2 separate regions of the Homo sapiens genome follow, and region 2 is linked to region 1. Evidence: read pairs that join two places in POLR2A ChIA-PET (ENCODE). Cell type or tissue: Caco-2. All regions are shown on one strand. Links, peaks and the distances in the headings refer to the core of each region. The heading gives the core; the rest is flanking DNA. Region 1 has its middle 23 kb from the start of RDX. Region 2 overlaps EXPH5 (exophilin 5).

What was found. ChIA-PET counts read pairs that join two places held together with the same protein. Peaks named below come from ENCODE experiments on the same cell type or tissue, not always from the same donor. Only the 100,000 strongest peaks of a DNase experiment are listed, where the experiment ranks them.
Region 2: POLR2A ChIA-PET joins it to region 1 with 5 read pairs; 1 of 35 experiments calls an interaction of 5 or more read pairs at or near these places.

What each region holds. Positions count from the first base shown.
Region 1 is chr11:110,317,229-110,322,606 of GRCh38, forward strand. No RefSeq gene overlaps it. Among named protein-coding and RNA genes, the nearest start is that of RDX, 23 kb to the left of the region's middle. In Caco-2, for the core only: no CTCF peak of the experiment used is centred there; a DNase peak (open chromatin) is centred at 2,463.
Region 2 is chr11:108,569,677-108,575,054 of GRCh38, forward strand. All of the region lies in intron 1 of EXPH5 (exophilin 5), which reads right to left. Among named protein-coding and RNA genes, the nearest start is that of EXPH5, 21 kb to the right of the region's middle. In Caco-2, for the core only: no CTCF peak of the experiment used is centred there; a DNase peak (open chromatin) is centred at 2,605.

The sequences.
Region 1 (5,378 bases), core at 287-5,286:
TATGGGAAATGTGTCTTTCCTTATTTAATATAGTGTAGCCTCACAAGCATGTATTTTAGGAGATTTGGACTAAGGTAAAGTCAGCTTTGATAGAGACTAACAAAGTCAAAAGAGAACCACCAAAAATAAAATTCCCCAAACACCCCCAAATCAAAAAGCTGATACCAAAGACCCATTGTTTATCGTAGGTGCATAATGTACCATTTTATGAAAATATACAAAGATATTATTATAACTTCTACACAGATTGTCAGGAAATCCTTTTTTAAAAAAGGAAAAGACCCACACGTAATTTACTATTACTTGGAAAAATCCATTGGTTTGTGTGATAAACACTAAAATAGACTGATTATTCATCTGGCTAGATGCCAAGCCGTTCTTCTGTGAACTCTAAGATAATGGCCCTTCATTGTTCTGTGTGTTATCGTTGCCAATTCCTGTCAGACTGGTCCTCAGCAGTTAGTGGGCTTCTGTCATTTATCAAAAGTCTGAAGCTTAAAAGTCTCTCTCTGCTTGTCTGAAACAACAACTCATTTGTTTATTAAACATGCATTTGATGAAATTTCCAAGGTTCACATGTGATAAAGTAAACTTCCACTATTTGTAAATTGAGGAAATGTGTAAACCCATATTGCCTTAGGAAAAATTATGCAATCAGCTACAGTTATCTTTGGGATGGCCATCTTCTCTAGTTTAACAATGAATCCTTCTAGATAAGAATTTTCTGTAATTTTAAGGGAGTCGTATTTGATAAAATATAAGCTAACTCCAGCAGACTGTGTTAGTAATAGTGTTATAAAATTATACAACCTTAAAGACCTGATTTTATCTAAGAATACATTCTCAAAAAATTCCTGTGCTGGCTTTGTTCCTCTGGAGATAAAGATTTAGGCTTTGTTCCCCTGGAGATTTCGCTGTGTCTTTCAGTCTTCTTCACGCTATTTAACTTCTCTTTTTTTTTTTTTTTTTTTTTTTTTGAGATGGAGTCTCACTCAGCTGCCTAGGCTGGAGTGCATTGGTGTGATCTTGGCTCACTGCAACCACTGTCTCCCGGGTTCAAGCAATTCTCCCATCTCAGCCTCCCGAATAGCTGGGATTACAGGCACCTGCCATCATGACCGGCTAATTTTTGTATTTTAGTAGAGACAGGGTTTCATCATGTTGGCCAGGCTGATCTTAAACTCCTGACCTCAGTTGGTCCGCCCACCTCAGCCTCCCAAAGTGCTAGGATTATAGGCATGAGCCACTGCACCCAGCCCCACTATTTAACTTCCATGCTACAGAAGCTAAAAAATTTGTTTGCCGAAAATCCTTCTTGCATGTTAATTACATAGTCGTTCAGTTCTATCTTTTGTAGCACTGGGAACTATTTTGTCATTTGGACTCTAAACCTTTTAAAGTGCATTTTTTACAACTCTCCAAATGTAGGTTAATGAAACAAAGATAATATCAACTCAGACATTATCTCACAAACTTATGAGTGTGCTCTCTTTTGGTAGGTGCATTGAGTGTCATTTAGACAAGACTGCAAAGGAGACTAGTGAAAATAGGGAGACAAAGACATAAATCATGCATTTACTTCCTAAATTCACTTTGGAAAGCTATGTTGGAAAGTAAGCATCAGAAACAGAAAAGAAAGAAGGGAAAGATAGGAAGGAGGATTGTAAAATACTTAATGGACACAGAAAATAATAAAAGTTTGTTAATTTTACACTTTATTTGTAAAGATTCTGTAGAAGAGATTAAGGAAAGACAATGTATAAATCCTAACTCAAAGGAGGAAAGTGTATTTAAAAAAATAGAAAGTTTTTTTTTGAGGGGGATAGATTTTTTAAAATCCCTCAATCTGGGCCACTTCAGAGTTCTGAAAGCAGCTGGGTGTCCCATAAGGGTATCCGGGCACTTTCTGTCAGCAAGATAGAGTGAGCTAGAGAACAAGGCTGATTGCTTGCACAGGCCTTTCCTGACTTCCTCAAAGCTCTTAGATGTACTAGGGGTTCCCTGCACAATCAGCCCATGAGTTCATTTCTCATCTCTGGTGTTGACCTCTGTTGCTGTACTCAAGGTTGTAGCCATTCTGTTCTGTGGAAAGGGTGAAGGAAGGAGGAAAGGACAAGGCAGGAAGCTAGGTAGGGATCAGGTAGAGGGTTTGATTTTAAGGTCATTTAATGGTCTGAGCAGTTATAGGGGCTGATTTTGAACTTAAGTCACTGCCCCTGGATGGGTACCTTGGTTAGGGCCTGCACTCCTGGTTTCCCCTTATATTAAAGGCAGCGGAGACTACTTATTTCAGGAGCAGTGCTAAGATAAGATGACAGGATTTCCCCTGTGAGAGAAGACAAATGCTTTTCTTTAGGATAACAAACATTCCACAATTCCATAGAGGCAATCCTTTATTTGTTTCTCTTGCCCGGACAATGGGAAATCACATTATGCCCTTTCACCTTATGCCCAAGGCCACTGTGCAAGCACAAACTTCCAGGAAAAGCATAAAGATAAGGTAAGAATCTCTAGGAAGGAAGGTATTAGTGTGCCCTACTGTTCAGAACTCTGCCCCATCCTACTTCCTCACTCTTCTCCCAGCCTCAGATTCTCTGGCTCTCACCTACCTTATCTGCTTCTGGAGCATTTCCATTATTTATCCCGATGTAGGTGTAGGAAATCAGTTTTCCTTTTGGTTCATCTGGGACTTGGTTGGAATTAAAAGAGAAAAACAAACCCCAAAATAAATAAACTCAAGGAAAAGAGAGAAAATATCAGAGCACAGAAATGGATAGGTTTACAAAACTCAGATTTTTTTTTTCTTTTATCCTAATCTCCCTGAGGTCTAGTGATAGCCTGGTTGGATTGGTAGTTTGTAAAGTGCACAGCTTCAATTATTTCTGGCCTCCACACTGTCTGGGCTGACAGGATGGAGGCTAGACTGAGCTCCTTGGATTTCTGGTCCAATGTTACTTTAAACAAATCATCCCTGGTGGAATCTCAGGAAAAATGCTGGGTCTTTTTGGAACTCGGTTCTGTGTCTATTTTCTGGGATTAGCCTTTAGATTATCTGTCATCCCCAGGTCGGGACTCAACTGATTTTCCTTCAAATAGACTCCTGACTCCCTGGGCCCAGCTTTCTTCTTCTTTCTAAGTTAAAAAAAAAGAAAAATTCCCTCTCTGCTCTGCAAGGAATCTGCCCTCAATCCCAAGGCCTTCATATTCAGCACTGGCAGTCCAGTTAGTCTTTGTGGCCTTGATCCCTGGAAATACAGCTCTTGCTTTAATCCTGTGTTTACTAACTTGGTTAATTAGTCTGATGGATACTCCTTTTTTTTTTTTTCCTTTTCTTTTCTTTTTTTGACGTAGGATCTCATTCTATCACCCAGGCTGCAGTGCAATGGTATTATCATGGCTTACTGCAGCCTCCGCCTCCTGAGCTGATCTTCCCACCTCAGCCTCCTGAGTAGCTGGGACTACAGGCTTGCACCACCATTCCCAGATAATCTTTTTGTGGAATTTTTTTTTTTTTTTTTTTTTTTTTGGAGATGGAGTCTCACTTTGTCAGGAGACTCCAGTCTTACTCTGTCAGGCTGGAGTGCAATGGTGCGATCTCTGCTCACTGCAACCTCCGCCCCCTGGGGTTCAAGCGATTCTCCTGCCTCAGCCTCCCGAGTAGCTGGGATTACAGGCGCCTGCCACCACACCTGGCTAACTCTTGTATTTTTAGTAGAGACAGGGTTTCGCCATGTTGGCCAGGCTGGTCTCGAATTCCTGACCCCAGGTGATCTGCCCGCCTCGGCCTCCCAAATTGCTGGGATTACAGGCATGAGCCACTGTGCCCGGCTGATTTTTTCGTGTTTTATACAGACAGGGTATCGCCATGTTGCCCAGGCCAGCCTCAAATTCCTGGCCTCAAGCAATCCTCCTGCCTTGGCCTCCCAAAGTGTTGGGATTACAGGCATGAGTCACCACGCCTGGCCCTAATGGATCCTCTTGAGTATCAGATTCTCTGAGACAACTCATCACTCAGAGATATCCCCCTTCATGGGAGTGGGCTCACTGGAGCTGACCACTTTCATTACACAATTTAAAAACACAAAAACAAACACACATATATACAGCCCTGCTTGCCACCAAGGAAACAGGAGGGATGTTTTTACCACAATTCTTAGATTTCCCCATCCCAAGCTTCTTTTCTACAAAGGTGTAAAACCCCTGACCAAATAATTATGGGGCCCTGGCTATAGTTTTCACATTAAACAGCTGAGCTCCGAGGGGCAGGATTACATAAAGGTCAAGTACATAGGCTCTGGGGGCAGATCATTGGATTTGAATCCTAGCTTTGCTGCTTATTAGCTGATTGACTATTGGCAAATTACTTATTGAGTCCTTGCCTTAGTTTTCCCATCTGGAATATGGAGGGAAATAATAGTGACTACTTTTACGGCCACTGTAGCAATTTAATTAATACGTGTAAAGAACATAAAACAGGGCCTGGTACATTGTAAGTACTCTGTAAATGTCAGCCACCATCATTACCACTGTACAGGTCTCTTGGACAGTTAGATTTTAAAAAGTAATGGTTGGTGTAGTGGTGTTAGCAGTAGGATTGAAACTAAAATTTAGAGATTAGTTACGGGTAACTCCAGTGTTCCCTACAATAATAGTTGAGTTAAAACAGTGAACAAGATGGACTATGAAACAGTTCATTGAAACGTTAAACAACATTGTTTCTGTTGCAGGGTTCAGGAACCATCTAAGGGGTCTGCAGCCTTTTGTATTTGTGCCAGTGTTCACCTTTTCAGGAAAGTATCCACCAAAGTCATTTCTTTTTATGACTAACTCTTCTTGTTTCTTGATTTTCTTGTCCAACTCTCCTAGCTCACTATGTATCTAGATTCTATCTAACATGGATTTTAGGGTGAAAACATTCAACCTTTTGCCATTAAGTCTCATGTTAGCTGTATGTATTTTATAAAATGCCATTCATCAATTTAAGTTCCCTTCTAGTCCTAGTTTGTTGGGAGTTTCTGTCATGAAAAGGTGTTGAATTTACTTGATTGTTTTTTCTATTGAAACAATCCCATAGACTTTTGAAACAAAATTTTTGTAGAGACAAGGTCTTGCTATGTTGCCCAGGCTGGTCTCAAACTCCTGGTCTCAAATGATACTCCCACCTTAGCCTCCCACTCTGCTGGGATTACAGGCATGAGCCACTGTGCCTGACCATCGTTTTAATTTCTGCTGGGTCTACAGTGTGTCTTCTTTTTCATTCCTGACTTAGGTAATTTGTGTCTTCTCTTTTATTCTTGGTCAGTCTAGCTGAAGATTTATCAATTTTGTTGATCTTTTCAAAGAAACTACTCTTCATTTTATTGATTTTTTTCTGTTGT
Region 2 (5,378 bases), core at 136-5,135, 1.7 Mb before region 1:
TGAAAGCTTACAAAGAACATTTGTATATCTCCGGTACCAGGTTCACAGTAGGATCTCAAATATATCTGCTAAATAAGTGAGTGCTGTTGAACAGAAATGTTATTGAATCATGATATGGAAAAAAAAATCTATGGGGCTCTCACTTTACAGAGGAACACGGAGGTGCCTAGACCTCTGACTCCTGATGCTGTGAGGCACTGGCAGGAGGGTCTTGGGACAGTGACAGTTTCCAAAGACAACTGCCTCAATGCTGCAAATGGAGGAGCTTATCATACCCGGCAGCTCCAAGAAAAAGGTAAAATTGCAGTGCTACTCCCAATGCTTAATGTTGATGGTTGACCTGCAATCAAAAACTCCAAATGACTGTCTACCTTCCAGAAAGGAAAGCAGATCTGAGCCAAGAGAGTAACTAGGGCCTGGCCTGCCTCCTGAAATGGCCCAGGCCCCTGGAGGTATGGAATCTTCCAGCTTTAGGAGACTGCCACCTGTGAGTGTCTGCAGCACCTCAGAGATGAAGTTCAGGTAAGCTGAGAACAGAATAGCATTTTTAATTTTTATTATTTTAAAAAATAAAAAAAATTATTTTTTATTTTTTTGAGATGGAGTCTCATTCTGTCTCCCAGGCTGGAGTGCAGTGGTACAATCTTGGCTCACTGCAACCTCCGCCTCCTGGGTTCAAGCAATTCTCCTGCCTTAGCCTCCTGAGTAGCTGGGATCACAGGCACATGCCACCATGCCCAGCTAAGTTTTGTATTTTTAGTAGAGATGGGGTTTCATTATGTTGGCCAGGCTGGTCTCAAACTCCTGACCTTAAGTGATTTTCCTGCCTCAGCCTCCTAAAGTGCTGGGATTACAGGTGTGAGCCACTGCGCCTAGCTTATTTTTAAGAGATAAGATCTCACTCTGTTGCTCGGGCTGCAGTGCAGTGGCGTGGTCAGCTCACTGCAATTTCAAACTCCTGTGCTCAAGCGATTCTGCCACCTCAGCCTCTTAAACAGCTGGAACTACAGGCATGTGCCACCATGTCCGGCTAATTTTTAAATTATTCTGCAGAGATGGGGGTCTCGCTACGTTGTTCAGGCTGGTCTTGAACTCCTGGCTTCAAGTGATCCTCCTACCTTGACCTCCCAAAGTGTTGGGATTACTGGCATGAGCCACCAAAAAGTATTATCACTTTAATAATAAAACTATCATTGTTTTGGAGAACTGTTTGGAAATTGTGGCATTTACAATATTTGTGAGGTGGGTTTTAGACACGTGCAAGTTGTTTTTAAGAAAAGATTTACATTTATGTATTGTTTTGTGACTGTGAACTCTCCTTAAGGCTCTGGAAGGCCCAGGACAAGGTGTTATAAGCTGACACATGGGGGAAATGAAAGGAAGTCTAAGGAAGAAGCTGGAGCCTCAGCTCGGTGGAACTGGGAATACAAAGAGCTGGGTAGAGCTGTCTGAGGGTGAGGCCTGGTGTGGCTTTGAAGGTGGAGACAGCTACCCTGGAGGGAGTGTGTTACTCATAAACCTTTTAAAGACTTGCCTGGATGGTAGAGGCAAAGCAATTACACAACCGTGGATAGACATGACCTAATTTATTGGCCTTCCCAGTTACCTACTGTGGAGCCAGTGCTATACCATAACCCACAACTAAGAATGAATTTTGGTGGAGTGAGGAGGGGTGTTGCTGAGAATAGGGGAGAAACTGATGTCCTTAAGGAGGAAGAGGCACTGGGAAACAGACCAGAGTGCAGAGAGGTGGACAGACTCTCCTTGATGCACTCCCCATGGAGAAGGCCATTGTCAGAATTCCGCCTGCTTTTTCTACTCTGAGGAGTGAAGAGCTTTTTTTACTCTGAGGCGTGAAGCCCTTAATACCACCACTTAGAGGACGACTTTGGGCAAACAGAGCTCTCACTTGGCCCCTGGTAATGCTGAAGGGGAGCTCCCAAGGGCAAACTCGAGTGCAAATGTAGTAATTCAGCCAGCAACTGAGACCTCCCCTCAAATATGTACAATCCCAAAAGTCATTTTCAGACACCTTTTTGACATCTGAAGAAGGGAACCACACATAAAATACATGACAGCAATGTTTAAAATAGTCATTGAACAGGCTGGGGCGGTGGCTCACGCTTGTAATCCCAGCACTTTGGGAGGCCAAGGCGGGCGGATCATGAGGTCAGGAGATCGAGACCACAGTGAAACCCTGTTTCTACTAAAAATACAAAAAATTAGCCAGGCGTGGTGGCGGGCGCCTGTAGTCCCAGCTACTCGGAGAGGCTGAGGCAGGAAAAAAGGCGTGAACCCGGGAGGCGGAGCTTGCAGTTAGCCGAGATAGCACCACTGCACTCCAGCCTGGGTGACAGAGCGAGACTCTGTCTCCAAAAAAAAAAAAGGCATTGAACATAACTGCTCAGTTTGAGCCAATGTGAGCAACTACAGTGGAGTTCAAAGAAGCCAGTTCACAAGGCCAGGATCTAACCAGCTTGTGGGCACGACAGCATTTGTGTTTATGCATAACCTACACCAAGTGCGCAGTGAAACAAAACCAAAACAACCAAAAGTAAAAAGTGATTCTTTACAGTTGCCTGACTAAATAGCTCCGGGGCAGAAGAACCCTTTGATCCTGCCAAGCAGTTTTAAAGCAGCAAAGTACTCCACACGTTTACTCACTGTCCCCTGACTGGTTTCTCTGCTGCTTTTTATCTCTGTGGAACCAATCTACTGCATCACTTTCTGTTTTCCTAGTTGGACCCTGACTGATGTGCAGACAATGATCTCCTAAGGATCCTTACCAGCCCACCTGTGAGTGGAAACATTAAATTCACAACATGTGAGGTTCTTATTTTGTTTGCTTTCTTGTCTAGCAATTTTTATTTTTAGTTTTAGTTATTGATTTATTTATTTTGAGACAGAGTTTTCCTCTTGTTGCCCAAGCTGCAGTGCAATGGCGTGATCTCAGCTCACTGCAACCTTTGCCTCCCAGGTTCAAGCGATTCTCCTGCCTCAGCCTCCCGAATAGCTGGGGTTACAGGCACCTGCCACCATGCCCAGCTAATTTTTGTATTTTTAGTAGAGATGGGGTTTCACCATGTTGGCCAGGCTGGTCTTGAACTCCTGACCTTAGGTGATCCACTCGTCTCGGCCTCCTAAAGTGCTGGGATGACAGGCATGAGCCACTGCACCCAGGCCCATGTCTAGTAATACTGTTAGTCATTTACCTCTGCAATTAAGTAATTTTTGAAGTAAATTAATTTTGATACAAGTTAAAAAACGGGCTGCTCGTGTCTGTAATCCTAGCAGTCTGGGAGGACGAGGCAGGAGGATTGCTTGAGCCCAGGAGTTTGAGACCAGTCTGAATAATATAGAGAGAACTTGTCTCAAAAAAATGTTGAAAAAAATAAGAGAGAGAGAGAGAGAGAAAGGAAGGAAGGAGAGAAAGAAAGAAAAAGAAAAGAAGGAAGGAAAGAAGGAAAGAAAGAAAGAAAGAAAGAAAGAAAGAAAGAAAGAAAGAAAGAAAGAAAGAAAGAAAAAGAAAGAAAGAAAGAAAGAAAGGGAAAGCAAACCAGCAAGGAAGCAAGCAAGCAAGCGAGGGAGAAAGAAAAGGAGTCTACCACCCTACCAGGGTACTGATTTGACCAGCAAAACAACCAGATCTAAATGACAATCAGTCCACTTGATGGAGACCTCATGATGAATGGTCTACCCTTGGTTGGGTTTGCCACCTGACGTAGAAAATGGGAAGAGGAAAAAAACTGAAACACAATTAATGAACTATGTATGTTGTATAGGTATAACAACAATCACACTTCTCTGTATGAAAGCTGTGTTTTCCCCTGTGATTTCCTTCTGAGATTTTATACAAACTGGTGCTATAGCATTTCGCCTCATCAACTCTTTGTGGTTATTTGGTTGCTACAGTCTTTTCCCTAAAGGGAATTATCAAGGGCCTCAGAAGGAGATGGAAATCAATGGTACTATGACAATTTGCCAACTATTTGAAAAAAATAAATTTATATAATCCTAACTTATAGACAAAATATATGTCAGGTGAATAAAAAAGTTACATTAAAAATTAAGACGAAGTGAATATTACTCTAATCTCTAGATGAGAAGAGTATTCTCATCTTAAAAACAAAAGGTGAAGCAGGAGGATCACTTGAGGCCAGGGGTTTGAGACCAATGTAGGCAACATAGTGAGACCTTGTCTTTACAAAAAGATTTTATTTTATTTATTTATTTATTTATTTTTGAGACGGAGTCTCACTCTGTTGCCCAGGCTGGAGTGTAGTGGCACGATCTCGGCTCACTGCAAGCTCCGCCTCCCGGGTTCACACCATTCTCCTGCCTCAGCCTCTGGAGTAGCTGAGACTACAGGCGTTCGCCACCACGCCCGGCTAATTTTGTGTGTTTTTTTTTTTTTAGTAGAGACGGGGTTTCACCATGTTAGCCAGGATGGTCTCGATCTCCTGACCTCCTGATTCACTCGCCTTAGCCTCCCAAAGTGCGGAGATTACAGGCGTGAGCCACCGCGCCCAACCTACAAAAAGATTTTTAAAAAATTAGCTGGGTGTGGTGGTGCACGTTCATAGTCCTAGCTACTCAGGAGGCTAAGGCGGGAGATCACTTGAGTCTAGGAGTTAGAGGTTACAATGAACTGTCATTACACCACTGCACTGCAGCCTGGGTGACAGAACAAGACCATCTCAAAAAAAAAAAAAGGAAATTTAAAAAGAGGTACATTTGGCTACATAAAACTGAGAAAAAATCTATTTTCAGATAAAGAGAAGTGTGCAAACTGAAACCTGGGAAATACACAGGACAAAAGTCAATTTCTTTAATGTGTAGTGAAATATATAAATCAATAAGACACAAACCACACCAAGCCATATTAAACAGTGTTGACTGCCTTCTAGAATGCATTTCCCTCAACTCCCCTCCTTTCTGATTTTGTTGTCAACATCAGAGTGTTCAATCTCAGGGGATGGATCATGTGTGGTCAAAGTCTGATATTTCAATCCCATTTCTTGCTTTTCTAATTCCCTTGCAGCTAAGGATGACCATATGACATGGTTCTGGTCAAGGAAATATAAAGTAGAAATCTGCTCGAAGGCATCACAGAAGGCCTTTACTTCCATGATAAAAAGGACTCTTCTTGGATATATACCCAAAAGAAGCAGTTGTCACCACTATTTCCTTTTTCTTTCTGCCTCGAATATGAATGTGATGTCTGGAGCAGCTGCAGCTATTTTGCGTTACAAAGGCACCATTCTAACATACTTAAACCACTAAACCAGCTGGCAGCTACCTACTTCCAGATGTATTCTTATGTCAGAAAAATGTACCCCCGATTTGTTAAAGTCATGGTTAGATTTTCTGTTATTTGT